2 separate regions of the Mus musculus genome follow, and region 1 is linked to region 2. A link is a loop called in an ENCODE intact Hi-C map of the cell type or tissue named here. Cell type or tissue: heart. All regions are shown on one strand. Links, peaks and the distances in the headings refer to the core of each region. The heading gives the core; the rest is flanking DNA.

Evidence for each region. A loop is a pair of places that touch in the nucleus more often than their neighbours do. Peaks named below come from ENCODE experiments on the same cell type or tissue, not always from the same donor. Only the 100,000 strongest peaks of a DNase experiment are listed, where the experiment ranks them.
Region 1: it touches region 2 in a loop (3-fold over the local background); 2 of 42 quality-filtered maps call a loop at or near these places.

What each region holds. Positions count from the first base shown.
Region 1 is chr4:45,100,375-45,115,572 of GRCm38, forward strand. It overlaps Tomm5 (translocase of outer mitochondrial membrane 5), which reads right to left and starts at 7,739. Exons shown (of 2, transcript NM_001099675.1): 1 at 7,539-7,739; 2 at 4,835-5,270. The coding sequence starts at 7,659. The coding sequence ends at 5,236. In heart, for the core only: a CTCF peak has its summit at 7,841 (motif pointing right); a DNase peak (open chromatin) is centred at 7,777; H3K4me3 peaks cover 2,127 bases; H3K27ac peaks cover 1,845 bases.
Region 2 is chr4:44,748,119-44,763,316 of GRCm38, forward strand. It overlaps Zcchc7 (zinc finger, CCHC domain containing 7), which reads left to right and starts at 8,441. Exons shown (of 9, transcript NM_138590.4): 1 at 8,441-8,574; 2 at 13,732-14,356. The coding sequence starts at 13,756. It also overlaps the pseudogene Gm12463. In heart, for the core only: a CTCF peak has its summit at 8,146; DNase peaks (open chromatin) are centred at 8,093 and 8,503; H3K4me3 peaks cover 2,414 bases; H3K27ac peaks cover 1,767 bases.

The DNA.
Region 1 (15,198 bases), core at 5,767-10,766, 350 kb after region 2:
CCTTTTGCTTCTTATTCCTAAACGATTATGTAATTTTATAATTGGAAAGACCTTAAGCTAATATAAGTTTATCAGTTATCCAGTGCAGATCCCCAGCCCATGAGATCATCTGGGGCTCATCCACACCGATTCGGCTTCAATGGCCTTTTGTCACAAAGCTGCCCAGGTGACTTTAGAGTGCAGTTTGTTTTGGAAGGCACCTGAGCACATGACGTCTGAAAGTTATGTAACGGCAGGACAGGTGCCGTCTTCCTTGTTACACTTGAGCCTCTCCTCTCACGGGAGCACACCATCAGGTGCAGCAGGGCACGGCCATCCTTCCAACTCCCTCGGAGGATGTAGCCATTGATGTGTGGGTATATGGATGGCCTCTGACGGATATTTACTCTTAGCAGGATGTGGTCAGAAGATCCATTATGTAAGCCAAAGCAAAGATATATTTGCCATAGAGTTCTTTTTCAACGAAGAAACATGAGTATTTAAAATATACTAGGGCTGGGCCTGTAAAGTGCTGGCTTAGAGTGCATGAAGTCCTGGGTTCCACCCCCAGCCTTGCATAAACAATGCAGTGGCATACACTGCACTTGAGTGTCAGCTAGCACTGGAGAGGTAGATCTGAAGTTCATGATCATCTTCCTTGGTTACAGAGTAGGTTTGAGACCAACCTAGGATGCCCAAGACCAGCCTCAAAAAAAAACAACTAAGTGATGTAAAATAAAATGTGCTGTGTTGTTTTCCTGTGGAACCGGGAAGGAGCCAATCAAAGTGGTAAAGTGGTTTTTACTCTTTCTTAGTCACCACAGTCCCAAAAGCTTTTCTTCACTATCTTTATCATCTGATCACATACGACTTGTTGGCCATCAATTCAAGCAATTAGGTGCAATGATATTTGGATCTCAGTAAGTAAAGCATTAGAGAAAGCTGGAGGTGGGTAAGAGAGCCTGCTCTGCAAACAGGAGGGCCTGAGTTCAAATCCCCAGCATCCACATAAAAAACTGGGCTGAAACTGAAAAACCTCTTGTTCAGCGAGACTCTGCATCTAGACAAGACGGCTGAGAGAGAAAGACGCGCAGCATCCTGCTCTGGGTGGGCATGGGTGTGTGTATGGGCACAATTATGTGTATAAAAACACAGAAGGGAGGGAGGGGGAAAGACGCCCCTCAGAAGCTCACACTGCTGTGTCCGATCTCCCCACGGATCCAGCGTAGTCTCATAAAAACTAGGCTCTTGGTTTCATGAGGCAGCCTCTAAATGAACAGCATAGTGTTAGTGTTAGGTCAGACAAGGTCCTTTCCAAATTGCCACATATTCACCTAGCTCTGAACACAACAGATTATCTAAGTTATCATTTCTCTTGTTGATAGCCTGAAAGGCTACAACTGTTCTCTCTGAGAAACGAAACAATGAATAGGTCCTGCATTTCTCAGAATGGGAACTTTTCTCTGTACTGAATGTCAAAGGTACTCAGAGTGTCAGGTCTTAGCTGTCCTGAGCAGGACTGAGCGAGCCAGGTCCTTCTTGGCCAGCTCCCCCTGCCCTTTCTTCCTCACATGGCTGAGATCCCGTGAGCTCTGCCTCTATCCATCCATGGATCCACTTGTCACAGCCTCAGTCATGGCTGAATCCAACTCTGTCTTCTACAGGTTTGCCTCTGGGCAGCAGAGCTCTGCTAGACGAAAAACTCCATTATCAGGGACTGCAAATTCCTGACAGATATTAACCCCACCCACTGTAGGCACCCTCAGAGTCTGGCCTTCATGGCTACCTCACTCTCATGCTTCTGCACCTTCATTCTTTTTTAAAGGATCCTTTAAAAATGTTTTTGTGTGTCTTTTGCCTGCCTGCATGCTTTGTGCCTGCAGAGGTCAGAAGGGGGCATCCCTTACCCTCAACTGGAGTTAAGACAGTTGTGAACCACCATGTGGATGCTGGGAATTGAACCCAGGTCCTCTGCAAGAGCAACAAGTGCTCTGAACCGAGTCGTCTCTCTAGCCCTGCCCACTCCTTCATTCTTTTATTGGACAAATACTGAGTGCCTGCTGGATGCCGGGAGACCTAGGTCCTGGGATACAGAGTGAACACAAGAGACAGAAATCCCTGCCCTCATGGAACACATTCTTAATGGGGAGAGACAGACAAGTTCTCAAAGATCATACCCAGTGACAGTGACAAGAAATATAAAGCTGGGAAGGGGGAAGATGGAGTAGATTGCACAGACTGTCATTGTTTAAACGTTCTAGTTCATGTGAACGTGTGTATCTGACTGTGTGTGTGTGGGCCATGCTCACACAGGGGAGCCAGATGGTGCTTGATATTCTAGAGCTGGAATTAACAGTCTGCTCATGTCACCTGACATGAACGCTAGGAACCAAACTATGACCATGCAGCAAGTGCTCTAAACTGACCAGTCAACACTCCAGCAGCCCAAAAGCCAATCCTACCCCACCCCTGCTGTAATTTTTTAAAAATCTGAAATGTAACATCACTTTAGCTGGGATAGGTGTACAGCTGGCTTGGGTCTTCACAAACTGAAATACCCTATTGCCTATAAAGGGTAATAATGTGTCACTGAGAAAACATCCTTTCAACCAATACCTCAGAGGACTAGGATCGTTGAAACCTAAGGGAAGTGCACTCTATGCCGGGGAGATGCTGGAGACTGCACGAGCATCTAAGCTGAGGAGGCAGGGAGGCTCTGGTGGCTGGCATACAGTGACGGGCTCTTATAGGAAACAAGATCAACGAGGCTCCGTGCTTCCCATCTATAGGCAAGCACTGCTATTGTTTCTTTGCATAATACAGTACACAGTCTAAACATTTTAAGAATGTATTGCTTGTGAGTATTTTGTCTGTATTTTTGTCTCTGTAACTAAGCAGTGGGTGTAAATTACTAGCACACGACACAGAATTACAGGGTTAAAAACATATATGCTGTCTGGGTAAACACATGAATAAATATGGTATGTCAACTCTCTTGAGATTGCATTCATTAACAGTGAAAGGGTTTTTTTTTTTGTTTTGTTTTGCTTGTTTTAAGGTGAAAATCTAAAAAGCCAGAAGGTGAGACCACAGTACAGAAACCCCAAGTCTCAGGAACTGGTGGATCCCTGTGCCTCTGCAATCGGGCAGTGAGGAGAAACCAAACTAAGAACTACTTAGAGAAGGTCTAAGTTCTCAGATGCTGCCTGCACCTCCACAAGGCTAAGCAACCTCTGCAAGATGGACACCCCTCTCCCCTGGGCCTAACTAACTACAGCCCTCCCGCCTCACTTGACTCTCAGAAGCCTAGCAAGACTTCTTAGTTAGGCCTTACAAGATTAGAAGAATGTTCTCTTAGGAATGACCAGCTTAATACAAAATACCTAAAGATAGGGACACAAACCCTTTTCCCAGTTAAATGCCTCAAAGATCTCCCTTAGGGAGAGTCCAACACCAACAGGTTTTACCCAGTCACAAAGTGAAGTGTCTAAACGTGAAAGAAAGATGGATGAAAGCCATTTTAGGCAACAGTATGAAAGACAAAGAAAATAAAGAGTTGTATATTCTACAAAGGGAAAATAGGGAAAGAAACCATCAATTAAAACACAAAATTTATGAGACCTAATGGACACGCAATCCAAGTTTTAAGACAGTGAAGTGATCAAGTACCCACACAGTGAACTGGACACAGACAAACACACGCACGCATGCACATGCACACACACACCCCACTGTATAATGGAAGAGACTACCAGGACAACAGATCCTTGTTTCTCAGAAAGAAAAATTAGGCCTCTCAGAGAGACCAGGAGTCAAAAGGTTTCCGATTTCTCAGCAGCACTCAAAGCTGGAGCCAACATCATAATGTCTTAAAACCCTGGAGGGTGAGGATTCCAACCAGAACTCTAACTTCAGCAGAGATTTAATCATGTGACCAGAGAGCAAGCCACTTCCAGACCAGTGAGGTCTAAAAATGTCTACTTCCTATGCCACCAGTCAGGGCCCCAGGAAAACAAACAACACCAAGGGTAGGAAAACACCGTTCCCAGGTGACAGACACACAGTCCAGAGGGACCAGCAGAGGCTCCAGGGAACACTCCCTCAGCAAGGCGAGAAGATGCAGTGACTGACCAAAGCAAATGATGCATTTTGGTATTCAGTGAAAAGTTAATTTAGTGGGAAGTTCATAGGGAAATAAAATCTAGGAGATGATAGGACTATGTAGGGAAAGAAAACCACCGGTCTACCCAAAACCGCACTAGGTGCACACAGGAAGACAGGTGACAAGAAACAAACATCCACACGAGGGGTACAAAGAATAACAACAGCACCATCATGTTACAAGATACACTGGTGTTGCTGGAGAGACGGGTCGGTTGTTGCCCTCGCAGGAGGCCCAGCATCCGATGTCAGAGAATCCAATGCCCTCCTCTGGTCTCCATTAGCAACAAACACCCACGTGGTACATATACATACAAGCAGGCAGACACATATAGACATCAAATAGAAACAATCTTACAAATGAAACAAAACCCATATACATTAGCCAAACAGAGGGGAGCATGGATAGTTGCTCTGGAGAACTGATAGCCCTCTTCAGCCAACACTCTTAGAGAACTATTGGAGTTTAAAATGCAGCCTCCCCTTCCCCACTTTCATGGTCTTTGTATTTCTAGCACTAAGCAGTCAGTCATCTGCAGTTCATGAAGACTTTGGCCAAGAAGCATAATTCCACATAGCAGGATTAACAGATTCTCAAGCTCAAACCAAACTCCAGGAGCAATAGTCGCAGTGCTGTAACAGTCCCACCAAGGATGGCCATGACCAAAGTGGGATTAAAAACACAAAACCACGCTTTCTTCATCAGAATGTTTATTAAAAATATAGACTGTGCTTAAATGTCATTGTGGGTGTATGCTGACTTCCAAACAGACTTCACAAATAACACTTTGAACAGAAGTGGTAAACAGAAATGACTCCCCTTAGAGCCTGACATTATTAACCACTCCATCAACACTCACAGGGGTGGAGTTCATGGGCCTAAGGGCACCATGAACACAAGACATCTTTTTGCACTTCCCAAGTGGCTTTATATTTCAGCTATGGAGGTCAGTTCTCAAAGTCCTACTTGTTCTCAACAAGTAGTTTATATGTCCGTTTAATCAGCCTTACACCTTTCTGGGCCAATTCAGCTGCAGACAGGAGGAGAAGCCGTCACCAGGTCTTCATGCCATGCATCCACCTGACTGCCCGTCCTCAGATGCTATCCAGCTTCTTTAAGATATATGGAGCTGAAAGAAAAACCCGGGATTAGGTTTTTTTTTAAAGATTTATTTATTATTATACATAAGTACACTGTAGCTGTCTTCAGACACCCCAGAAGAGGGCATCAGATCTCATTACGGATGGTTGTGAGCCACCATGTGGTTGCTGGGATTTGAACTCAGGACCTTTGGAAGAGCAGTTGGTGCTCTTAACCACTGAGCCATCTCTCCAGCCCCTGAATTAGGTTTTATTCTACAAGTCCTCAGGCCATACTGCACAGTTATAATGGTGGTGGTGGTGGCGATGGTGGATGTCACTGACTTTATGAAATATGATTCTAGAAACTTCCAAATTGTTATCCAACAATTGTGTCTGACCACAAGAAGGGATCCGCTGCTTTGCAAAGCTGCCCACCCCCATGTCACTCAATAACCATCGCACACAAAGAGCAAGCAACCTCACACTCCGGCATCTTTCCTCCAGGGCTGTACGTAACCCCAACAGCCCTTCACTGTGGGCATCTTTGACCTATTTTGCACTACAGGAAGTTAAATCCAGGTCTTGCACGGGCCAGGCAAGGACTTTACCCCCAAGGTATACTTGAGGGGGGTGGGAGGTGGAGCAGATTCCTTTTTAACCCAAACAAGACGAAATGCAAGAGGAATCAAATGGGCATTAGGCTTCATTACCAATGCTGGGAGAACAGGGGCTAGGAGGTGTGTGTGTGTGTGTGTGTGTGTGTGTGTGTGTGTGTGTAAGGCAAGCAGAGGAACAGACACCTACTCTGGTTTCTCTATGACTCTGTCACCTATGCCCTTCAGATCACACCAGTTACTGTGCTGATGTGATAAATGATGTGCACAGAGCTGTCTGGAATACCCAAGTGGCGTTGCTGAGATAGAGATGACTCAGCAGTTCAGAGTGTCTGCGGTCAATCAGGAGGACCTGAGTTCAGATCCCAGCAGCCCAGCCATCCAGCCATCCCTGGCAGCTTACAATTAATGGCCAGCTTGACTCCAGTTCCAGGGATTCCAACGCCCCCTTCTGGACTGCAGGCACGTGGTTCACATATAGACAAGCAGAAAAACACATAACAAAAGTCTCTTGTTTCAAGACAGATTTCTCTGTGTAACCGCCCTGTCTGTCCTGGAACTCCATTTGCAGACCAGGCTGGTCTTTAAAAAAAAAAAAAAAAAAAAAAATCATTGAGATCCACCTACCTCTGCCTTCTGAGTGCTGGGATTAAAAGTGTGTGCTACCATGCCCGGTTCTAAATAAAAATCATTAAATAGAATAAATCAGTGCACTAAGCTAACATTTCCTTGAGAGCTCTTGCCTATAAGAGAAGGATGGGAAAGCTAAAGTTTAAAGGGTAAGCAGGATGTTTTGGGTGCTTCCATTTCCCCCAAGATGTCCTGTCCTGGAGGAGCCAGCAATACAGAGAGTACAGCAAAAGAGGCACCCAAATGAGGGAGGCCTTAACTCCAGTCTTCTAAAAATGTTGGTATGTTCTTCAATTATTTGAATCGCTCCTGCCTCTCCCTGCCCAGAAGACTCCCACAGGCAAGCAAGCACTGGACAATAGGAAGAAGTGGTACAGGTGTGGAGGTCAGAGTACAACTTCTGGAAACTGGTTCTCTCCTGCCACCACGTGTGGATCCGGCTCAGGCAACTCAGTGAGCCACCTAGCCAGCCCCTGACTTTTAAATTGACAGTATGGCTTTAACCTTGAGTATGTGTCCTATGAACTCAAGCTCTCACTTGGGGTGAGGTGGCACAGATCAAGCAACTTTTGTTAATGTTGAGATCAAACGCTTCAGAGATTCTCCAAGAAAAACCAATTATTTACTTCACCCTCTGTACAAACAAACATAAAGAAAGCTAATCTCTTGTACTTCAAAGGCAAGCAGAGAGAGAAAGCGCCTGCTACCTTATTAAGAGCTCAGCCGGAATTGTATTCGTTCTCTGAACGGCCAAATGACCTTGGGTCAGCCACCTTCCGGGGACCGTTTCTAGGTTTGCAAAACGAGGGTATTGCTCCGAGGATAACACGTGGGAGCTTCTTAAGCACAAACGTTGGGCGAGCAAAGGTGACTTAACCACGCGTCCTCCGCCACCACGTGCACTGGGCACATCCCCAGGACCCGCAGACCCCCAGAGTGTGCGCAGTTGGGCAGTCCTGGACGTGCAAGCACCCCACTCTCCCCAGGATGCTCAGCTCAAGGCCCCACGACCGCGTGCAGGGTTGGGTGTGGACGCGTGGCCTCACGGTCACAGCCCAGAAGGACACTCACTGACTCGCAGCAGGGCCACGTAGATGAGGAAGTTCCGAATGGAGGAGACCACATCCTCACGCATCTTCCGCTTCATCTCCTCCGGGTCCAACTTGGGCGCGAGACCCTCGATCCGGAACATTGCGGCGGCTCTGCCTCCAAAGCTTGCGAGAGCAGCAGCTTGCTCTCCTCCAGTGGCCGCCCTGCACCCGGAACTTAGCCAGGCTCCACTTCCTGTCCCACCCCTTGTTTCTGTCCTGTGACGGGAACCTGTGAGGGGAAAATTTCATCCTGTCTTCTTGTGTCTGAAGCAAAGAGACCTGAAGGGGGCGGCCGCCGCCTTAAGTCTCTGAGCCTTGGGTGGATCTGGACTGTGTTTTGGTCCCTAGCCGGGAGAGTGCCACCTGTAAAGTTGTTTTATGCTGTAAAGTAGGGAGGTGTGTGCAAAAATATCATTATAAATAATAATAACATTTATGAAGAATCTAAGACAGTACTTCGTGAAATGCACATTTTAGTCTGTCCTTCCTAGGTTTGAAATTTAAAACAACTTAGTTGGGAATGAAGTTCGTTTGCCAAATCGTTTTCTTAGGATGCATGAAGCCCTGGATAGTGTTGCTGTTGTGATAAACACCACCAAAATAACTTAGGAAGGAAAGTGTTTCACCTAACCTGTTAACGTTATCCAGGGAGGCCAGCACTGGAGTTCAAGCTGGAACCTAGAGGAGGGAACTGAAACCAAGCGGAGACGTTGTCTTTACTGGCTAGCTGGCCTCAACCAGCTAACTTACTTTTATTGGTTAGGACCACCTGCCGGGTGGCATTGCCCACAGTGGGCTAAGCCTTCCTCCATCAACTAGTAGTCACACAATGACCCTCAAATTCACCAATAGGACAATCTGGTGGAGGCAATTCCTCAATTGAGGTTTTCGCTTCCTAGGTGTCAAGTTGACAAAAACTAGCCAGCACAGTGCTGCACACACCTGTGTTCCCAGCACTGGGCTGCTGGAAAAAAGGGGTCAAGAGTTGAAGGTCAGGGCAGTGCTGGCTCAAGCACTTGGGAGACACAGGCAGGCAGATCTTTGAGTTCAAGGCCAGCCAGGTCTACAGAGTGAGTTCCAGGACAGCCAGGGTGACACAGAAAAATCCTGTCTCCAGACAAACAAACGAATGAGTTCAAGGTCAAGGTGGAAACAGTGTCTCACACCTGTAATTTCAGCCCTCAGAAGACAGAGGCAAAAGAATTACTGCAAGGTTAGGGGCAGCCTGGGTTACAAAGTAATTACAAGGACAATCTGAAACAAACAAACAATCCCAAGATAAACAAACACAAACAAAAAACAGAGGTCAAGGTTATCACCCTCAGCTAGTGAGCTCAGACTGCTAGTGTCCCAGACACTGAAATTCTAACATTTCCCACATTTTTTTTCTGTACACTCATTTTTTGGAGGTAACTGATCTTTAAATATTCTAATGAAGATCTTGGACTACAGCAAGTATGAGCCCAGATCAAAACTGATCAACACTGGACAGATGAGAGAAAATCAAGTTAGAGTTTTCAGACATGAATGGGACAACTGAATTTTTCACATAATCCAATATCAGAACGTCTCTTTTTGCAGGCACACTGTATAACAACAATGAATTTGGGGTTAAATAAGAATAATACTTGAGGGCTGGTGAGATGGCTCAGTGGGTAAGAGCACCCGACTGCTCTTCTGAAGATCGGGAGTTCAAATCCCAGCAACCACATGGTGGCTCACAACCATCCATAAGGAGATCTGACTCCCTCTTCTGGAGTGTCTGAAGACAGCTACAATGTACTTACATATAATAAATAAATAAATCTTAAAAAAAAAAGAATAATACTTGAAGCCGGGCGTGGTGGCACACGCCTTTAATCCCAGCACTCGGGAGGCAGAGGCAGGCAGATTTCTGAGTTCGAGGCCAGCCTGGTCTACAAATTGAGTGCCAGGACAGCCAGGGCTACACAGAGAAACCCTGTCTCGAAAAACAAACAAACAAACAAACAAACAAACAAAAGAATAATACTTGAGGCCGGCCATGGTGGTGCATGCCTTTAATCCCAGCACTTGGGAGGCAGAGGCAGGCGAATTTCTGAGTTCGAGGCTAGCCTGTTCTACAGAGTGAGTTCCAGGACAGCCAGGACTACACAGAGAAACCCTGTCTCAAAAACACCAAAAAACAAACAAACAAACAAAAAAACTTGACTGTGAGAATGACTGACAATGTTAGCACCTTCCTGATTGACAGAGTGTAAGACCCTGGGGTTAGAGTAAAAAACTCTCGAGTGTTTCTTCAAGCTTTAGTAAGTATTTGCATCTATAATTCAGACAGTGGACAAGCAGAGGCAGCAGTGGTAGGGGAGGGGCTGACTCCTAAGGAAGAGGTCCAGCCTTCATGAGTGCCGAGAAGATCACTCTTGGCAATGCTTCTCCCTGCTCACAAAATCAGGGACAAGTCTCTCTTTCGTGCTCTAAAGTCTCTTCTCACTCTGATCATCTATGCATTTGAATTCTATTTGTGTCATTGAGGGCATAATAGTTTGGAGTGCATGAATGTCAATATATCATCACCCGTGATCAGCTAGTGTGCTGGCTAGATTCTTGTTAAGATGACACAAGCTTGGGTCACCTGGGAAGAGGGCACTTCAGTTGAGGTGAGGTCCCCATCAGGTCGTCCTGTGGGCAAGCCTGGGAGGCACTTCCTTGATTGATGATCGGTGTGGGAGGGCCCAGCGCAGTAAGAGCGGTACCATTCCTAGACACGTGAGCCTGGATTGTTTGAGAGAGAGCTGGCTAGGTAAGTAAGCAGCATTCCTCCACAGCCTCCACTTCCTTCAGACCCTGCCTTCAGGCTCCTGCCTGGACTTCCTGCTCTTGGCTTCCCTTTGTGATGGACTGCACCTATCTGCAAGAATAAACCATTTCCTTCCCTAGTTGCTTTCGGTTATCATGTCAACAAAACCAAACTAAAACAGATAAACAAAATAGCCAGTATGTGCATTGCTCAAGGTAGGAAACAATGTAACAATGAACAGATCTTGCTACAAGAGATGGTTTACTCTCAGCAGAGGCTTTAATCTAGGCAGAAAGAGGCAGAGCTCTGAGTTGGAGGCCAACCTGGTCTACAGAGTGAGCTCCAGGACAGCCAGGGCTACACAGAGAAACCCTGTCTCGAAAAAACAAAAACCAACCCAGCAAAGAACCCACCATGCAGATTTGCATCTGAAAAGTGAGGCAACCCAGACTGGGAAGGAAATAATTGTCAATTGCGTAATTCCAATAACTCAGGCTCCAAACACCCACCTGGTTTAGATGTGGAAATCCTTCCCCCCCCCCCCCCCATCCACTGAGATGCTTTTGAGTAGCTTGGATTCACAGAACATCAAAGATGGTATTAAATTAGCCAAAGCCCATGCTTCTTGATTAAAAAACCAATTTCTAACACTTGAATTGTGTTTATCAAATGCTCAATTAAAGAGGCATTATGTCCAGGTTAAAAAAAATGGCTGATTGGCTAAAAGACAATATGACTCTTAGATTTATTTGTTTTTATTTCACGTGTATGAATGTTTTGCCTACATGGATGTCTGTGTATCATGCCTGGTGCCCAAGAAGGTCAAAACAGAATGTTGAATCTTTTGGAACTACAGTTCCAGATGGTTGTAAACCTCCTTGTGGGTGCTGGAAATGGAACTGGGGTCCTCTTGCAAAAGTAGCAAGTGTTCTTAACTTTGGAGGTATCTCTTCATCCCCAATATAATAACTATTAATTAATTAATTTATCTATTTATTATATGTAATAAATAAATATTTATTATTATATGTAATAATAAATATTATTATATGTAATAAATAAATATTATTATTATATGTAATAATAAATAAACTGTAGCTGTCTTTAGACACTCCAGAAGAGGGTGTCAGATCTTGTTACAGATGGTTGTGAGCCACCATGTGGTTGCTGGGATTTGAACTCAGGACCTTTGGAAGAGGAGTCAGTGTTATTAACCACTGAGCCATCTCTCCAGCCCTCCCCCCTCCCCAATGTAATTCTTAGGAAGATTTCTTAGGAAGGTCTGGTGCTTGCCTGCCTCAAGTGACAGAGAGGGAATTAATTGACTTGTGGTGCAGCCCTGCCTTACTGGTCTGGATCTAGTCTATTGTTTCTGTGTCAGAAATGTTCGATCATCCTGGTGAACTTGGCCTTCTTCCTCTTGCATGGCCCCTCTCATCGTCTTGGAGGACACTCATAAGAATGGGCTTCCCGTTTTAGGCTTTTAAATAGTGCTTATTTATATATCTATTTATTTAGCATATAGGAGCTGATGTCATCCAAACACAGTGAATTTAGGTGAGGCAAATTAAGAAAGAAACCTCCAGAAGTCAGCACTGGATGGAGCCATTTCATATTTTAGACTCCTCATCTGGATGTTAGTGCTTTAGGTCTCATCTTTGAAGTCACTTGTAACTCTAAAATGCTATATTTCCAAGCTTATTGTATTTCCTGTTCTTTCTACCTAATGATCTAAACTGTGATGTGCACTGAGAGGCAAAAATAAAGAGTTTGCATACATAATTTAATATTGATGTTTGTGTTCTTTAGTCTGATCACAGAGGAAATAGTGGCTGATGTCATAGCCTGTCTTGTTTTCCATTTAGATCCCAGGAGGAATTTAGGAGCCATTTCCTTTGACTCAATTTCCCAGACAGCCTTCATGTAAGTGTTCGGGGTGTACATCCAAACTATAAGAGAATTAAGTGTTTTAAGCTCCATCACTGGCGAGGAATTTATATGTGCATGGCCAGAGATTCACTGATGATCCTTGATTGAGGGATTAACACAATATAAAATACCAATGAACAGTTCAACATCTGTGTTTAGCATACAGAGAAACTGAGGCTCAGAGAGGAGCTAGTCAGAAGGAGGAGTTCCCTGGATGGGTCTCTGATGGCAGGCTTGGCTTTTCTTCCCATCATATCCTGCTGTATAAGTACATTGACAGTTCTTGCCCAAGAGACAAGGACAGAGAGAAAGGGGGCTCTTCCATCTTTGGAGAGACAGAGCTTACCCACCAGGGGCCCAAGGCAGCTGTTTCCACATTCCCACACCCATGATGGCAGCCGACCTGGACTCCAATCCCGTCCTTCCTCATTCCTTAGGGAGAGCACATCCCAGCCTCCTTTGACATTGACAGGGTGTGGTGGAAGTTTCTTTACTCCTAGTATTCAGGAGCTGCAAGGAAGAAGGCTAGGAGATCAAATCCATCCTATCCTGGGCTACATGATACCTTCATATCAAAGAAAGCCAAGACAAAAATAAAAGTACTAAAAGTAAACTTGACTTAGAAGTCCAGTCAGGACTCAATAAATGAAACAAAATAAAGTCAGGACAAGGAAGAGAAAATTGCTCTCTCTCTCTCTCTCTCTCTCTCTCTCTCTCTCTCTGTTGTTGTTGTTTGTTTATCTCTGTGTAGTCCTGGCTGTCTTGGAACCCTCTCCTCAAGTTTGGCAGTTGAGAGAAGTCTCTCAAGTTGAGACAGGTTAGCCTCAGACTCAGAGATCAGCTGGTTTCTGCCTCCCCAATGATGGGATTAAAGGCATGTACCATCACCACCACCCAGGGAGCCTTGGACTTTGGAAGCCTGCTGTGTTGGGTTGGAGAGGTGGCTCACCAAGCAAAGGTGCTTTCTGCCAAGACTAATGACCTGGGACCCACATGATAAAAAGGCGACTAGAGCAAGTTGTTCTCTGTCCTCCATACTGCTGCCTTCAAAGATAGATAGATAGATAGATAGATAGATAGATAGATAGATAGATAGATGATGGATGAATAGATACAATAGGTAGGTAGGTATAAATTCTGCTCAGGTATGATACTGCACACCTTTGATCCCAGTGCTCGGGAGGCGGAGGAAGATGGATCTGACATAGTGAGTCCCAGGCCAGCTGGGACTGTATAATGAGTCCTATATCCAACAAGAGCAACAAGAAGTTGCTCTGTGATAGAGGCACATAACCCTCACCTGACAGATAACATATCTTACTTCTAGTAATTACTTCCCGGTGAGAGACTTGCATTTCCAGGCAGGGACCCTTTTGAACCTTAAAGAATGAAGAGAATTTTGATAAACTTCACCTCACTGGCATCTTCATTACAGAACACTCTGCTCTCATTTTGATAGTTAGGCCTTCATCATCTATAAGTCTATGGTCTCCTTCCAAGAATCCTGGAAGCACCTCTAGTATAAGAAGTGTAACACTGGTCATTCTGAGCCATCCAGCTATTGAGGGCATGTGTTCATATGTGATAAAACTCACCATCCATTGAGAAAAGGAATGAATGAATGAATGACCAGGAAAGTCTACCTCCAAGTTTACCCCCCCCCCAATTGTATTTATTATATTTCTACCTAAGGATTTGTTTCTTACAGCTTTGATAAACTTGATTTTGTTTGGTTAAAGAAAATTAAGGAAGGTAGAAGCCCACTGAAATAACCCAGTGGGTAAGTGTTATTGCTGCCAAGCCTGAGGGTCCTGGGGATCAGTATCATCAGCTTGACAGCAGGGGGCTTTACCCACTGAGCCATATCTGCCAGTCCACTTTATTTATTGCTTGTTTGAGACAAGGTCTCACTATACAGTTCCAGGCTGGACTAGAACTTGTTAAGTGGACCAGACTAGCCTTGAACTCATAGAGATCTGCTCAGTATTTTTTGAATTTAAAAGGCCTTAGTGCATGCTCATCATACAAAGTAATGGGCTTCATAATGGCACTTTCATTCAAACATACTGATTACTATTACAGTACAGTCTTGGTTGGGTTTTATTACTCTGAACAGACACCATGACTAAGGCAGCTCTCATAAGGACAGCATTTAATTGGGGCTGGCTTACAGGTTCAGAGGTTCAGTCCATTATCATCAAGGTGAGAACATGGCAGCATCCAGGCAGATATGGTACAAGAGGAGCTGAGAGCTCTACATCTTCATTTGAAGGTTGCTAGAGGAAGACTAACTTCCAGGCAGCTAGGATGAGGGTCTTAAAGCCCACTCCTACAGTGACACACCTAGTCCAACAGGGCCACCCCTTCTTTTTTTTTTCCCAGACAGGGTTTCTCTGTATAGCCCTGACTGTCCTGGAACTCACTCTGTAGACCAGGCTGGCCTCAAACTCAGAAATCCGCCTGCCTCTGCCTCCCGAGTGCTGGGATTAAAGGCATGTACCACCACGCCCGGCTAGGGCCACCCCTTCTAATAGTGCTATTCCCCGGGACAAGCATATACAAACCATCACAAATACTTTCCCCTGTTACCCCCTCCTGTCCCCACATTCAAATTAGCTCCCTTGCCTAAATAAAATAGTCCCTTTCTACTTTCATGCCATATCTATGTACCAATGTATGTATGTATGTGTGTATGTATGTACACATGTATCTGTCTATTTATATCTAGAGAGAAGTTCACATTTGTCCTCCTGAGTCTGTTTTTGTTTGTTTGTTTGTTTGTTTGTTTGTTTTTTACTTAACCAGATGGTCTGTGGTTCCATCCATGCTCCAGAAAAGACACCCTTCTTCTTTATGCTGAACAAAACCCCACTGTGTGTGTGTGTATGTGTGTATGTGTGTCTAGTTCACACTTGCTTTATCTACACATCTG
Region 2 (15,198 bases), core at 6,009-11,008:
AAGTTGACATAAAGCTATATAGCACAATGTAAGAATATCGCAGGGGGCTAAGAACAGTAGTTGCTCTTCCAGAGGACCCAGATTCACATGTGGTGCACAGACATATGGACACAGGGCAGTCATACACATAAAAAAGATAAATCCTTTTTAAAAGATTACTGTAAATCTAAAGAGCTCACAGTGATGAAATATTTATCAATATTCTATGACAGCTTCAAAAGAGCTGAAGCAGAAGCTCAGTAAATCAATAAATACACATATTTCCTATTACAAGTTACCACACATTATTTAATGAGTTGTTTATTGACAAGCATTATATTTGTACCCAATTTTTACTATTACCATATAATTTGAGTGTGTGCAAAATACTCTCCCACTGAGCTCTGTTTCCAGCCCTAATGGTTCTCACATACATTAAAATGGAAATAGTTTCATGAGTTAACACTCATTACTGAGTCCTTGAGACCTAGGTTTTGAGGGGTACAGTTCCAACTAGGAGTAACAGCAAGGGGGAATGGAGTCTGTGACATACTAGTCCCTTATCCCTAGGACTTTGTTGTAATGAAAATATTATCATATATATAACTTAATTTATGGTATATGCATTTTTTACATTTCAGTCTCCAGGAAAAATTAAAAGTCATCTATCTATATGAATGTCCAAATTTTCAAGGAAGATTTCATAGTCTGGTTGAAAATTGTGTGCTCTCTCCATCACCTTGCAATTTGAAGAGCTGCAGAATCATGAATAATACAAAAGCACGTTAAAACTTTTCAGCAAAATCCAGATGGGTACCGATGTCATTGAGAATTCCCAAGAATCACCTTGATTACAGCTTTGGACTTAGGAGCCTGAATTGATTATCACTTAGCCCAGTGTATCAGCTTTAAGTGATAACTGCTGCTGAGATCATATTGACACCTACATTTTCTTTAAGACTGTACAAGCATTAAGCCTGTATTTGGGCAAATGAAAAGCACCCAAACTCTAAAGGGTAAACACCCTGTCATTCGTGCTAGCCTTCTGTGTCTGCTGCATCTTAGAAGTAGTGGTGAGGCTGAAGCTGATGGATTGCAAACTGGAAGCCAGCTTATTGTACTCTAGCTGGGAACTTGCAAATCGCTTCTGCATTTTGGATTTTTTGTTCCTTCTTTTGAAAAATGGGGAGGGAATGTGTTGGATTAGACAGACACTTTCAATGATGACCCTGGGGTTTCTGATTGTTCTCTCGGCTCACTAGATGAAGCTGATGCTAAAATACCAGAGCCATGGTAGGTTTCACACAGGTAGACAGAAGGTATCATATCCTCACATTCTTGTTTAGATGGCGGGCAAGTGTGTATTGAGTCAGTCACTTATCATTCCCGCCCCGCTCCCACCTCACATTACAGTCCGGACCCTCAGAGCCACCAGCTGTTTCTCCACAAACTTGTCAAGTCTCCTCTATTTCTTTGCCAGAAGAATCTTCTGTCTTCTTGGTCTTGAAAGCCCATTCTATATATTTCCCCCTTGTATTAGGGTTCTCTAGAGTCACAGAACTTATGGGTAGTCCCTATATAGTAAAGGAATTTGTTGACGACTTATAGTCTGCAGTCCAACAATGGTCAGCAGCAGTTGTGAATGGAAGTCCAAGGATCTAGCAGTTGTTCAGTTCCACAAGGCAAGCCGGCGAAGGAGAGATAGAGTCTTCCTTCTTCCAATGTCCTTATGTAGGTCTCCAGCAGGTGTAGCCCAGATTAAAGGTGTGTGCCACCACACTTTTAATCCCAGATGACCTTGAACTCGGAGATCTCCCTGTCTTAATCTTCTGGAGTTCATAGCCACTATGCCTCAAGTCTCCATACCAAGATCCAGGTCAGAAACTTGTATCTCCCAGCTTGCAGATTAGTATCACTGGTGAGCCTTCCAATTCTAGATTCTAGTTCATTCCAGATATAGTCAAGTTGACAACCAGGAATAGTCACTACACCCCTTTTAATCTTATATTTCAGTATAACTTCAGGTTTAGAAAAAAAAATGTCCAAGTAGAACAAATATTCTTGTAGACCTTGTAACCTAGCATCCTCTCAAATGTCAGTTTCTTTCCGGATTCTACCCGGTCACAGTTCATGCTGCAGCAATCCAGTTCCAGAACTTCATGCCCCTTTATTCCAGATTCTTCCGGGTGCATATGAGAGAGAGAGAGAGAGAGAGAGAGAGAGAGAGAGAGAGAGAGAGAGAGAGAGAAAGCAAAGGCATTGTACACTCCACAATGCAAATACGAAAACCAGGAGAACAGTGTGGATTCAGTACTGTCATCTTGAATGTGGCTAAAGGCCCTAACGTCCTGTTTATAGAAAACAAACAAACAAACAACCCAGATCACACAATACATGTTTATAATAGGTCTTCGGGGGAGGGGCTGTAGTATAGCACAGCCCCTGGGTCTCTTCTGTCCTGACATTGATTCTTTGCTCCTTTCTTCTTCCCTGTCTCCTCCTTTGGTTCCTCCCCATCCCTGCTTTTCATCCTCCTCCCACGCCAGGGATGGAACTCAGGGCCTCTCATACCAGCTAGGCAAACACTCTGAGTGAGCTACCTCCCCAGCCCTGACATTGATGCTTATGAAGAGAGTTGAATATTTGACACAGTATTTGACTATCTTCTCAGGGCTATAGGGATATTTTTAAATGATGTGGGAATACCACAGAAGTGATGAAGGGAAATCACTGGCTCTCTCTCTTTCATGAAATCCTTTATCCCTCACTTCTACTCTTCCCCCCACTAAGAGGGAGATAATTGCTGTGATTCACTGCACATATGTGTTTTAATAAAATAGTAAGTATATAAAGAACTTTGCCCTTTTTATCCACTTAACTCTATGTCTTGGATCTTCCCATGATCTCTCCAGTGTCGACTCATTTCTCTTTATGGGGTCTTGTTGCCATTTCCAATTGTATCGATATACTATCAATTGTTTTGTTCCTTACTCATCAATATTTTCCATTTTGGAAATCAAAATATTTTGTTGTCTTGTTTGTTTGGTTGGTTTTGGACTTGGTCTTTCTATGTAGCCTTGGCTGTCCTGGAACTCATTATGTAGATGAAGCTAGCCTCGAACTCAGAGATCTGCCTGCCTCTGCCTCCCAAGTGCTGGCATTAAAGACGTGTGCCAGCACCCATCCTAACTGTCACAAACACCTTATTCAGGAAAAAATAAAGATATCACTTTTACCCTTATAATATAAATACAAAAATCAGGAAAACAGCTCACTTATCATTTAGATATATACTTTCAAATAGCTTTTGTAAAAACATATTTTCAGTTTGTATTCCCATGCACTGCATATAATTTCACTTTTCTGATTGTTAGTGATGCTGAGTACCTCTTATCACACATGCTCCATACCCTTTTGGGTATGTGAGTTGCCAGTTAATGCTTTTTTGCGGCTGTAATGGTGTATTTTCTTTTTCTGATTGACTGCTTGTTTGTTCAGCTCTCATTCAATTGTTCCCTCCGTGAAGCTTTTCACTTTCCATGGGCTGCTGTGTCCTCCTCTGCTTCCCCACAGCATTGCTTATACATTCTCTAGTGTATGTGGCATATACACTTGTTCTGTGTTCATGTGTGTGTGTGTGTGTGTGTGTGTGTGTGTGTGTGCATGTGCATATCCACAAGAGAGAAAGAAAGAGTGAGAGCAAGAGAGGGAGGGAGGGTGTTGACAATGTATATTTTCCTCAGTCTTCTCTACCTCTGATTTGGAGACCTGGGCTCACTCAGTCTGAAGCTTAGCAATTCAGCTAGGCTTGCTGGCCAATGAACTCAAGGAACCTGTCCATCTTCCCTTCCCCCACTCTTGCATTGCACACATGCTGTCAAGTCCAGCTTCATGCTTATGTAGCAAGCACTTACTAACCGAGACTTCTCAGTCTGAATTTTAACTATTGTGAATTTTCCTCTGTGTGTGTGTGTGTGTGTGTGTGACCTATCTCTGTAACATGTGTAAGCTTTCTGGTTTTGTCTCCATTTCTTTTTTTTTTTTTTTTTTTTGATGCTAAAGTAATCAGTTTTAATTAACATCATTTCATAAAAGAGAAAACAAGCGAACCACATACACTAACAAACAGAGCCTGGAGACCTTCCTGAAGAAATACATAGGGATAGAGACGGACAGGGCTCAGGAAGCCCCCTGAACACAGCGAGGCAGCACCCTTCGAGAGTGTTCCCTGACCCAGGGGTGCTTCAGGACTTGGGCCAGGCTCAGCCGCTCTGAAGGATGGTACCTAAGAAGCTTGGAGATCAAGTCCTGGGCTCCTGCAGGCACTGATGAAGGAAACTTAAAATCCACCTGGCGGATGCGTCTGTATGTCTCACTGGAGGTGCTGCTCTCAAAGGGTGGCTTCCCCACCAGCAGCTCATAGCAGAGCACCCCAATGCACCACAGATCAACCATCTCATTGTACGGTTTCTGCGCTATCATTTCCGGGGGCAAGTAGTCCAGAGTCCCACACATTGTCTTTCTCCTGAGAGAGGGGGTATGCACAGACCACCCAAAGTCTGAGATCTTCACCTCACCATTGAGGCCCAGCAGGAGATTCTCTGGCTTGATGTCCCTGTGAATCACCTTCTTCTCATGGCAGTAGGTCAGGGCATCTGACAACTCCTGTATTATCGTGGCTGTACGCTGCTGGTCCAACTTCTGATGTCTCTGAAGCTCCTTATAGAGCTCTCCTCCTGGAGCATACTCCAGAATTAAGTATATCCGAGTGTCATCATAGAAGTAGTTGTACAGGCGAAGGATGTTCCGGTGTTGTAGGTGTGCCTGGATCTCCACTTCCCTGCGAAGTTGGTGCTCCAATCCCTCCTTCTCTATCTCAGACTTGAAGAGGACCTTCAGGGCCACGATGAAATGATTTTCCTTGAGCCGAGCCAAGTACACACGCCCAAATTTCCCCCTGCCCAGAGGACGCCCGATTTCAAAGTCATTGATGGTGAAATGCTTCCTGGTTGAGGTGCTGGGCTCCATCTGGCCAGTAGCTAAGGAAAGAGAGAAGAAAAACGGGTCTGGTGATGCTCAATAGCAACCCTAGTCTGTGGGACTTGTCTCCATTTCTTTAGAAGATTTATTTTTATTTCTCTGTGCAGGTGTGTGCCTGTGTGACTGTCTGCTATGTGTACGCAGGCATCTGCAGAAGTCAGGAGAGGGCATCAAATCACATGGGGCTGAAATTACAGGCAGCTGTTACAGAACTGCCAAGGGGCTGCTGGGAACTGAACTCTGGTCCTCAGGAAGACCAGTAGGCACTCACCTGCTGAGCCATCTCTTCAGTCCCCGTTCTGATTTCTTGGGCTTTTCACTTTCGAACAATCCTTTACTTTTAGACAAGGCTATCTAAACATTGTCTTTAAAAAATTTTAATGAATATTTTGCTTTCTGTAGGTGTTGTGCCAGTTGTAAACATCAAAAGACAACATTAGAACTTGTACTCTCAAGTAGTTTTACAGCCCAGCCTAGCTGGGATAGAGCTATGAGAACAGTGAGAGGGAGGTTCATACAATGGGTAGGAAATCCTATAAGCCCATCCTGTGTGTGTGAATGAAGTTTCTCTGAAGGCTTGGGATTTTAACAGAAGAGACTAAGAGAACACTGGACGGGCAGAGGGTACTTCGCAGGCAGAGGGGGTTGCTATGAAGACACAGATGTGGGAGAGCATCATGCGTTAGCAGCTAACTGCTCAGAATTCAGCATGTTAGTTAATGACACCCCATTGCTTTGAGCTGATATGGGTTTACTTTGCATATATGTGTATACACATGCACGTGTCTCACCAGAGGTCAGAGGATAATCTATGGGAGTCAGTCATCTCCTTCCACCACTTCAGTTTCAGAAATCAAACTCAGGTGGTCAGGCTCAGCAGGAAGTGACCTCACCCACTGAACTATCCCTCAGTCCTCCACCTTTTAAGGTATTTTGTTGGCTGCATGAGTAACAGTGAGAGGCGAGGCCACAGCCATTAAGGGTTATGCTCATTAGCTTTACATTCTCAAGAGAAACAAGGTAAAGGAGCAGCATATTTATTCTGGCTCACACCTCTCTCTTTATCCCCTTCTAACTCTGTCTGGGTGCTTAGTTTCCCTGGATGGTAGGTACAGCTCACATTTAGGTCCTGACCTAACTCCCTCACTGAAAATATGCTCACAGGATACCCAGAAGGGTTCATCAGTGCTTTTCAGTTTGATTAAGCTGATAAACTCAAGATTAAGCAGTATTCACTACTTCTGGCAGTTAGAAATCTGTTCATCTGAGTCGGTTTCTCCTTTTTTGTAAATAGAAATTAACACTAATAATAAAAATAATCACTGAGCACGGTGGCACACGCCTTTAGTCTCAGAAGCTCAGCAGGCAGATCTCTGAGTTCAAGGCCTGTATGGTCTGTATAGAGAGTTCCAGAACAGCCAGGACTACACAGTAAAGAGATCTTGTCTCAAACAACCAAACACACATAATAAAAAAAAGTTAGGTTTTTAAGGTTAGGTTAGGTTGCACCAACTTGCAATCCCAGTACTTGAGTTTAAGGCTGGACTAAGCTCTGTAGTAAAACCTAAAAAACTAGCAAAAGGGGCAGCAAAACAATATTGTTATGAATGGGGGTACCTGGTGGGTACTTAGCTCATGCCAAGGCATATTCCTGAGTAATTATGCCATGCAACAGATCTGGTATAAAAGAGGTTTCCTGGGGGAAGGGAGAGGACTGAGGACCTGGGACAGGGTAGGAAAGGGTATAGAGGCAGGCAGGGGCCACGAGGGCAAGAGGTAGGGGGACCTCTGAGGACAGACGGGGGAGAGGGAACTCTGAAAACAGAGAGGGGGGAGGGGAAAAAAGAAAAAGGAGAGGACATATGAGATTATGGAACACACAGAGAGCCGGGTGGCCAGCAGTCCTTTTATAGGTCCTCTAATCCCTTGCTCGGTCCCTGGGAGGAGTCTAGTGAAATCACCTGTAAGCTAACAATATACTAAGAGGAGTTATTATGGCCCTTGATTAAAAATTCAGTCTTTTAATACACACATACACACACACAAACACACACACAGCATTCCTTTGGCACATATTCCCTGAACTGTCCAAACATGTGACCTACTTCTATACCACTTTTTCTATCCCCCAAATAGGTTTTTCAATTTTGCCTTTTTATAGTGTCTTGTCCCTTTCTTTCCTAGCACATAACCATAATGCTAATCGAATTTTGTAATTATTTTCAAACTCCTAATACTGTAACAAGACCTTAAAATTCTTCTACTTTATCTGGACTTTCTAGAACAGCCTGACATTTTCCTGAAACTCTTCCCCCAACCCCCCTATAATTTAGTTTAAGTAAATATAAGCTTAGTTTTCTAATAACGTAGAAGGCTGACAGCTTGGCTCTAATATGTTCAATAAATGTTGGCAAAAAGATTTAAAATCAAACTCATCTATCAGGGATGTTGTCAGTACCTAATTCGGTATTTGTAAAGTTGCTTAGATGAACTTATGTTTGTTTGTGTTTGACTGTGACAAGGTCTTAAGTAGCTCAGGCTATCTTTGACTGCTCCACGTTGCTAAGGATGAACTTGAATTCCTTATTTTCCTTTTTCCACCTCCTCTGTACTAGGCTGCTTATGTGGTGGAACTTAAAAATGAACCCAGGGCCTTCTATGCGGTAAGCAAGCACTTTACCAACTGGGTTACACGTCCAACCTCATAATTAAAGTTTTTTTGTTTTTTTGTTTTTTCTTAAAGGTGTGACCAAGGGAACCAATGCTGGAGGCCGTGAACACCGTCTCCTAGTACCAGAAAGAACAGCATTTACTCCGTGTTGCAGGAGTGCAGCTCTTCACGGTTCACAAACAGTTAACAAGGCGGAAGCACCTCCGAGTGCACTTTACAACCTAAGGTGAGAAAAGCCGTGCGGTCACTATTCCCACTAGCGGAAAAACCAAAACCCAAACCAGACACTCTCAAAAATGCCTCTTCCCGCGCTGGCATTATCAAGGTCCCTCTCCGAAGTCACCTACTAACCCTAAATCCCCTACTAACTCTGACCTCCACCCGGAAAAGGGGCCGATTTGCTCTGCGCCACGTGTTACTACGAGGGCGTCACCCAGAGCTAGAAAAGAGACAGCCCCTGCCGACCGGACCAAGGTATCATGGGAATTGTAGTTTTCTTTCCAACACGGGAGTAAGTGAACTCGCACTTACTTTTGCCCTTCAAGTAGCTTCTATTTAGTATAACTCATAAGATAAAAATATGCACCATAATTTTTTCAGCCGAGATTTCTTTTCGAAAGGAAGGATGAAGAAAAAAAGAACAAAACCAAACACAAAGTTTATAGGCGGAGAAAACAAAGGGTTAATAAGCGTTACGCATGCGCTCGGAGGACTCGCGGGTTGGGCGGAAGGACAGCTCCCAAGAGCTCTGTTTTCCCCGGAAGTACCTTCTCCTCCCTGGAGTCCGCGCGGACGCGGCTTCCTTACCTCATTTGTCCTCGCCCCTCCCCGTTCCTCTACGCGTTTCGGTTCCTGGTTGGTGCTTCCTGGTCGCGGCCGCGGCAGTGAGTATGTGTGTGACGGACCCCGAGCTGTCCCGCGGCCGGGGGACCCCTTCCCCTCTCCGCCTCGCCCGCGGAGCTGTGGAACTAATGCGTGCCCCTCTCTGGCCTTCCCCTCCCGGTCCTTCGGGGCTCAGCGCAGTGCAGCGCAGCAAATGGCCTCTCAGCTCCGTGCCGCCCCACGCGGCTCAGTGACCGGGCTGGGGTTTGGCGGCCCGAGACCAGGGCTTGGGCAAGGCTGGGCGGCGATGGCCTTGACGGGCACGTCTTCTCTGTCGGCGTTACTCCACCGCCTCCCACGGTTCACCCGTCCTGGGGAGGTGGGCCAGTCCCGAAATGTGGAGGTCTCCCTTCGCTGAGGGGAACCTGGCCCTCAAGGATGCGTCCAGTCGGGGGCCACCTTAAGCTGGTGCTGTCAAGTAGCCGCTTCACGAGTAGACACAAAGAATCTGGGAACTATGCCCCATTCCTTATATAAAACCAGGGTATCCTAAGATGATCCTCTGCCCCCGCGCCCGCACACCCTAACAGCAGACAGTTGTAGTCAATTTTACTGTGGGGAAATCGAGGTTGGGAGTTGGCAGCCCCCAGTTCCAGCCATCACTGATTAGCTGCCGACGCTCAGAATACCTTTAGGTCGAGTTTACTGTGATTTCAAGTCTCAGGGTTGAATGAAGGAAACTTTTTTTTTTTTTTTTTTTTTTTTTTTTTGAGACAGGGTTTCTCTGTATAGTCTTGGCTGTCCTGGAACTCACTTTGTAGACCAGGCTGGCCTCGAACTCAGAAATTCGCCTACCTCTGCCTCCAGAGTGCTGGGATTAAAGGGGTGAGCCACCACGCCCGGCAGAAGGAAACTTTTAAGGGCCTTTTTTAGCCCATTGGATAATTTTTTTCCTGAGCCTGTTTTTCCCAAGTATAAAATCACCCTTAATTTAATGACTAGGCTCCCTTCAAAAGCTCTCGACTTGGTGTTGAACATTTAGACCTTAAATTGCAGCGTGTGTATTTAAGACGGTGTTGTGCTTTAGGGACAGTTAATTATTGTCATTTAGTCAGAGGATGGGGAATGATCTGAGGGAAGAATTGGAAGTGAAAATTGTATGAAAACTACACGATTAACAGTGCATGGGACAAATAGGAGAAGCACTGTTTCCAGCAGAGTCCAAAGAGTAGTTAGAAGTTAACATCAGTAAATTTAGCATGCATTTCTGACATGGAGACAAGCCCATTGTTTCTCTCTTTGATGGTCCCATTTGGATTCCTTACCTCCTTTGATTGGAAGTGACAGTAACATTTGAAAAAGGGGCAGACATTTTAACTTTTGTAATTGGTTTTGTTTCTGCCTTCACTGAATCTCAGTAGCACACTGAGATTCTTGTAAGTTATAAACCTAAGTGGAGAATAAACTATTAGTCATTTTATCCATTGACAACTGTGGATTTAAAAATTCAGCCCTCAAGGTGGGGTCCAGCCCCAGGTAGAACACTGGCTTAGCATGTCCAGGCCCCTGGATATAGTCCCCAGCACCATCAAATGAATAAGACCAAATTTGGGATTTAAATCTACCTCAGATGACCTATAGCACCCAGAAAGAAGCTCTAAGCTGGAAATACTTTGAAAGAAAATTAAGAGCAAAGCGTCTAGAATGACTAGTAGGTAATCTTTTAAGGGGGAATATTGGCTTTTAAGTCTTGGTAAATTCTGGAAACCTAATTAACCTTTGTTAGTTTAAAGAAATTCAATGACTGTCCCCCCCCCCCAAAAAAAAAAAACCACAGTGAGTGGTTTTATATTCTTTCTTTAGATAAGCTTCTTTTCCACTTCTGATATTTTAGATTTTAAAATGTGATCAGTCTTCTGAGTTGCTGTGCTTTGATAACATCTTTTGTTTATTTACTCTTTGGGGATGGGTTCTAGGGGTTAAGACAGGAACTTCTGACCAAATGCTAGGATTATTGTGTGTCCCTGTGCCCTACCACACAGAACTTTGATAAAGTTTAAGTACCAGTTAGGTTCTTAAATAGTAAATTTGTAAGTTTAAATGTCTACTACTCCTTTTAATTAAAATGTCTGTTTCAGGTTTGTATTCCCTGTGGAAAGTTAATGTATATGTCAGATAAATGTAGGTGTTTAGCCAGTACACATATAGCAGTATTTGTAGTGATGATTAGCTTAGATCAGGAACATGTAAATCATGCTAGCCGAGTTCTTAACCAAGTGTCCAGCCTTAGGGAGGCCTCCTTGTGTCTTTGGACCTGTTTCTTCAAATGTTTCTAAAGGGAGTTTTGTGAAAACAATCCAGCAGGTACTTTTTAGATGTAAATGTTTGTCAGAAACATGTGTTAGCTGGTTAAGTATGCTCAGTAAAAAGCTGAGAAAGCCTTCTGCGTCAAAAAGCGTGTGTGTGCACATGCAGATACACATGCAGATTCATACTCATCCTTGAGTATACTTTTTAAAAATTAAGTGAATTTGATTGAAATTAACGTTGTAACAAACCAAAACAGCTTGAGGCAAACCTTAACTTTGGCATATATGAGCTATATAAATATAAAAGCGTATGTTATGCCAGAACACAGTTTTCAAGTACAGAAGGAACAAAATCCTCTTAACTGCCATAGGGGTTAAATTGTTAAATTCATTTTTCTACCTTTCATGGGAAGAGATAAATCCTTAGACCCAAAGAAGTCCGTTTTTATTATGGCTCTGTAGTTTATTTTTGGCATATATTCACAGGTGTGCCTATGGCTCTATTCTTAATCCCTTTCCTTTGGGATGGCTCCAAGAGTGGTACAAATTTGTAACTCTGTAATTTAGCTCTTTCATTTTTTTTTTTTTTTTCCTGTCTGCCCTGGAATTAGGTTTTATCTTAAGTCCACACTGGATCCTCTGGATGGGTCCACTGAGGATTTTGAAGGAAGCATAATTCCTTGACTTCTTTTAGAATTAATTTACCTATTAAATAAAAAAAGGAAAGAATTCATCTTTCATTTGAAGTCCTCTGAGGCTAACATTTCAATATAAACCGATAAATGTCATGAGCATTATTATTCAGACAGCCACATTCCTCTGGAATGACAATAACAGCATAGAACTTGAAAATAACTTGAAAGATCACATGGAGGGAGCAAGTACATTATAGCCTTTAAAGGAAAAAGAAATTAATTGTGTTTTGTTCTGTTTTGGTTTATTTTGAAATAGTATCTTCTAGCTCAGACTGACCTTGGAATTTACTGTGTAGCTAAGGATAGTCTGGAACTCTGTATCTTCTTGCTTCCATCTGGAATTACACCAGAAGTCATTTATTTCTGGAAAACAACACCCAAACTCTAGCTTGAGTGTATACTTTTTTGGCTCTTAGATTCCTGGAGTCTGCTGGTTCTCTTAACAAAACAGACAAAACACCTTGAAGTTCTGGCAGAAACGCAAACCTAGGAAAACAAAGATTGTTTCTTAATTGTATTTGTAAAGCTGAAAGTGGAAGGAAGAGTAAGTTGGCACTGTTACTTTTGTCTAGGGTGCTCCTGGTGTTTAGACAAGCGTGATTTCCTTTCCTCAGAACTGTTATTTTGATCAGCATTCCATTGGTAGATAATTGAAACCTCTACTGTGTAGATTTTTGGTTAGTGTTTTGGAATAAAGACAACTGAGAAATTATTCTATCACAATGTCTATGTTCTAAGCATTTGTTAGGCTTTTTCGGGGGAGGGGGGCCGCTAAAAAACAAAGGCTTAATGATAGAAGTCATGTTTTCAAACATTTATAAACATCTCCAAATAGCTGTTTGGCTTGGCTATTGTGATCTATTTAACAAAGTGAACAAGGTCCCTGCCTTCCTGGAATTGTGATCTATACTTCTGGGACGTTTACATTGAATAAGTAATTAGAAATGTGGTGAGTGTTTTATAAAGTACCATGGAAGCCTCTGAAATAGAGCACTTAATTCTTTCTGATGGGAAATACTATTAAGCCTGAGTTGAAAGATGCAGGGGATTTTATAGATGCTTAGCAGAAATTTTTTTTTTAGACATATATTCCCAAAGCTGTGATTTTTGTCTCAATTTTAGTTATTTAGAAAAATTGTGTTTTCAAATGCAGTTTTATAACTAGCATTGGAATAAACATTACCACAGGGTAGGTTATTATTATAGTAAAGGCAGTAATAGTTCTTGCAGCATTGGGAATGAACCCTGGGGTCATCTCACATGGAGGCTCACACATTATTCCTGGGCCCTTGTCTGTTTTAAATTGAGAGTAAACACACACACTCACAGTAGGTGTGAAGAGAGTTTTCTCTTGTATGAGAAGGTGTACCTGAGAAGAAGTGATAGAGAATGAAAGGAGAGATGGAGGGAGGAAGGTGGATGGAGGCAGGTGGTTCTTAGGTTACTGCTGTGCCCTTTTTTTTTTTTTTTTGCAGTACAATACACTTCTCTCTTTTTTTCTTTAAAAAATGTTGATAGAGCTAGACAACTTGGCATACTTTAATTCCAGCATGCAGACGGTTGAGGCAGGAGGATCACTTTTAGTTCAAGGTTAGCCTGGTGTCTGTTATAACAACACTGTTTTAAAAAAAGAGAAGAGGAATAAAAGATGAATGGAATGGGGAGAGATACTTTTAGGCGTCTTAACATTTTAGAGAACAAGTGTTCACTGCCTAGCACTGGATCTCAACCTGTGTCCTTTCAAGGATGCCTTTAGGATATTTGAATTGATACAGTTCAGTCTGTTGGTAGCAATTCTTGTTTGAAAGGTCTAAGGATCGGACTAGTGCATCAATCAGTTCTCAACCTGTGTGTCACAATCCCTTTGGGGGTCGAACAACTCGCATATCAGGTAGCCTGCATATTAGATATTTACATTAAAATTCATAACTAGCAAAATTACAGTTATGAAGTAGCAGCAATAGTTTTATGGTTGGGGTCATTTCAGCATGAGGAACCCTACTAAAGGGTCTCAGCATTAGGAAGGTTGAGAACCACTGTTCTAGTGGGCAATAACAGGGCTTATAAATGCGTGGAAAAGTGTATTCTTAAGGAAAAAACATTTTAGCATGTTGGGAGAAGTGGTGATCTTCAAAGTCAGCTCTGGGCTAATAGGTACTTACTGAACAAGATTTCAACTTTTAAAACTATTCTCATATGACTTTCTCGTTTACAGCATTAAGGCAACTGACTTTCCATAATGTTTGGTGGCTATGAGACTATAGAAGCATTTGAAGATGATCTTTATCGTGATGATTCATCTAGTGAACTGAGTGTTGATAGTGAGGTGGAATTTCAGCTCTACAGCCAAGTCCATTATGCCCAGAGTATACATAATGCCAACAAGGAGGAAGGATATGAGGAAAAGAACTGTGAGAATTCGGAAACAGTGAGTAGTCAACCAAATCAGAAGAACTTAATCGTCCTTTCAGATAGTGAGGTCATCCAGCTATCTGATACATCAGAGGTCATCACATTATCTGATGAAGATAGTATTTATAGATGTAAAAGAAAAAATATTGAAGTCCAAGCGGAAGAAAAGACCCAGAGCCCTGCTACTTCTCATTCTAATAAAGTGGCTCAGAAATGCAAGAGGAATAATAAGAAGCCTAAACCTGAAGAGAGGCCAGGTGTGATCCGAGAGGTCATGATCATAGAGGTCAGTTCAAATGAGGAGGAAGAAAGTACCACTTCAGAGAACGAAAATGTGGAAAGCTGGATGCTCCTGGGGTCTGAGGAAGATGGTAAAGACAATGACATCCTTCTCAACTTGGTGGGGTGTGAGACCGCTGGTGCTGAAGGTTAGTGTCGTATTGACTGTTTTGAAAAGTACTAACATCTTTATTAAAGGAGGACTACTTTTCCTAGATAAAAGACCAGTAGGGTCTCATCTATTTAATTTCATTTTTTGGTTTTATTTACATGAGACTCACTAGCTTAGTGGTTCTTTTTCTGAACATGATAAAGAATATATTAAAGTGTCGAAGAAACTGCTTCTATAAGCAAATTTTTAGCGTTTCTTCTTATTTGGCTCAAGTCATTCTAGATGGAAATCTTCGTTCTTTTCTGTCTGCGAACACAGGTGAGTACTCTACCTACATGGCTTTGTGATCTTATTTGGCCAACTCTTTGGAATGCCTCTATAATGCCTGAATAAGTGTTTGCTTATTCAGGAGTTAGCCAGATAACCAGCATGTGGAATATCTAGGTCACAGAAGGCAGAAGATACAGGATTGATATCTCAGGAACTGCAGATCTAGTAGCAGGAGATAGGACAGGCTTAAATTTTGCAGTGGACTGTAGGAGAAAATATAAACTTTAAGCACCACATTCTTGAAGGTGCAACTTTTGGTGTTAAGTTTTGTCCCCTCTGTTACGTATAGCCATCTAATATCAGTGAATAGTTTTAAAAGTTCCCTTCATTCTCTTCCTTTACGCCAGGGCTTTCACAAGCTTCCTCATTGGTCTTCTTTTACCTGCCCTGCACACTAGTAGTCTTCAGATGTTTTGTGACTCCTGGTACTTTACTGGTGTTTCAAAACCTTATTGCCTCTCTTCTGTTTTCTGAAGAAATGATGGCATTAAATATAAATCATTCTTGGATCTCCAAAGGAATGGTAAATTTTTTTTTTTTTTTAAGGAA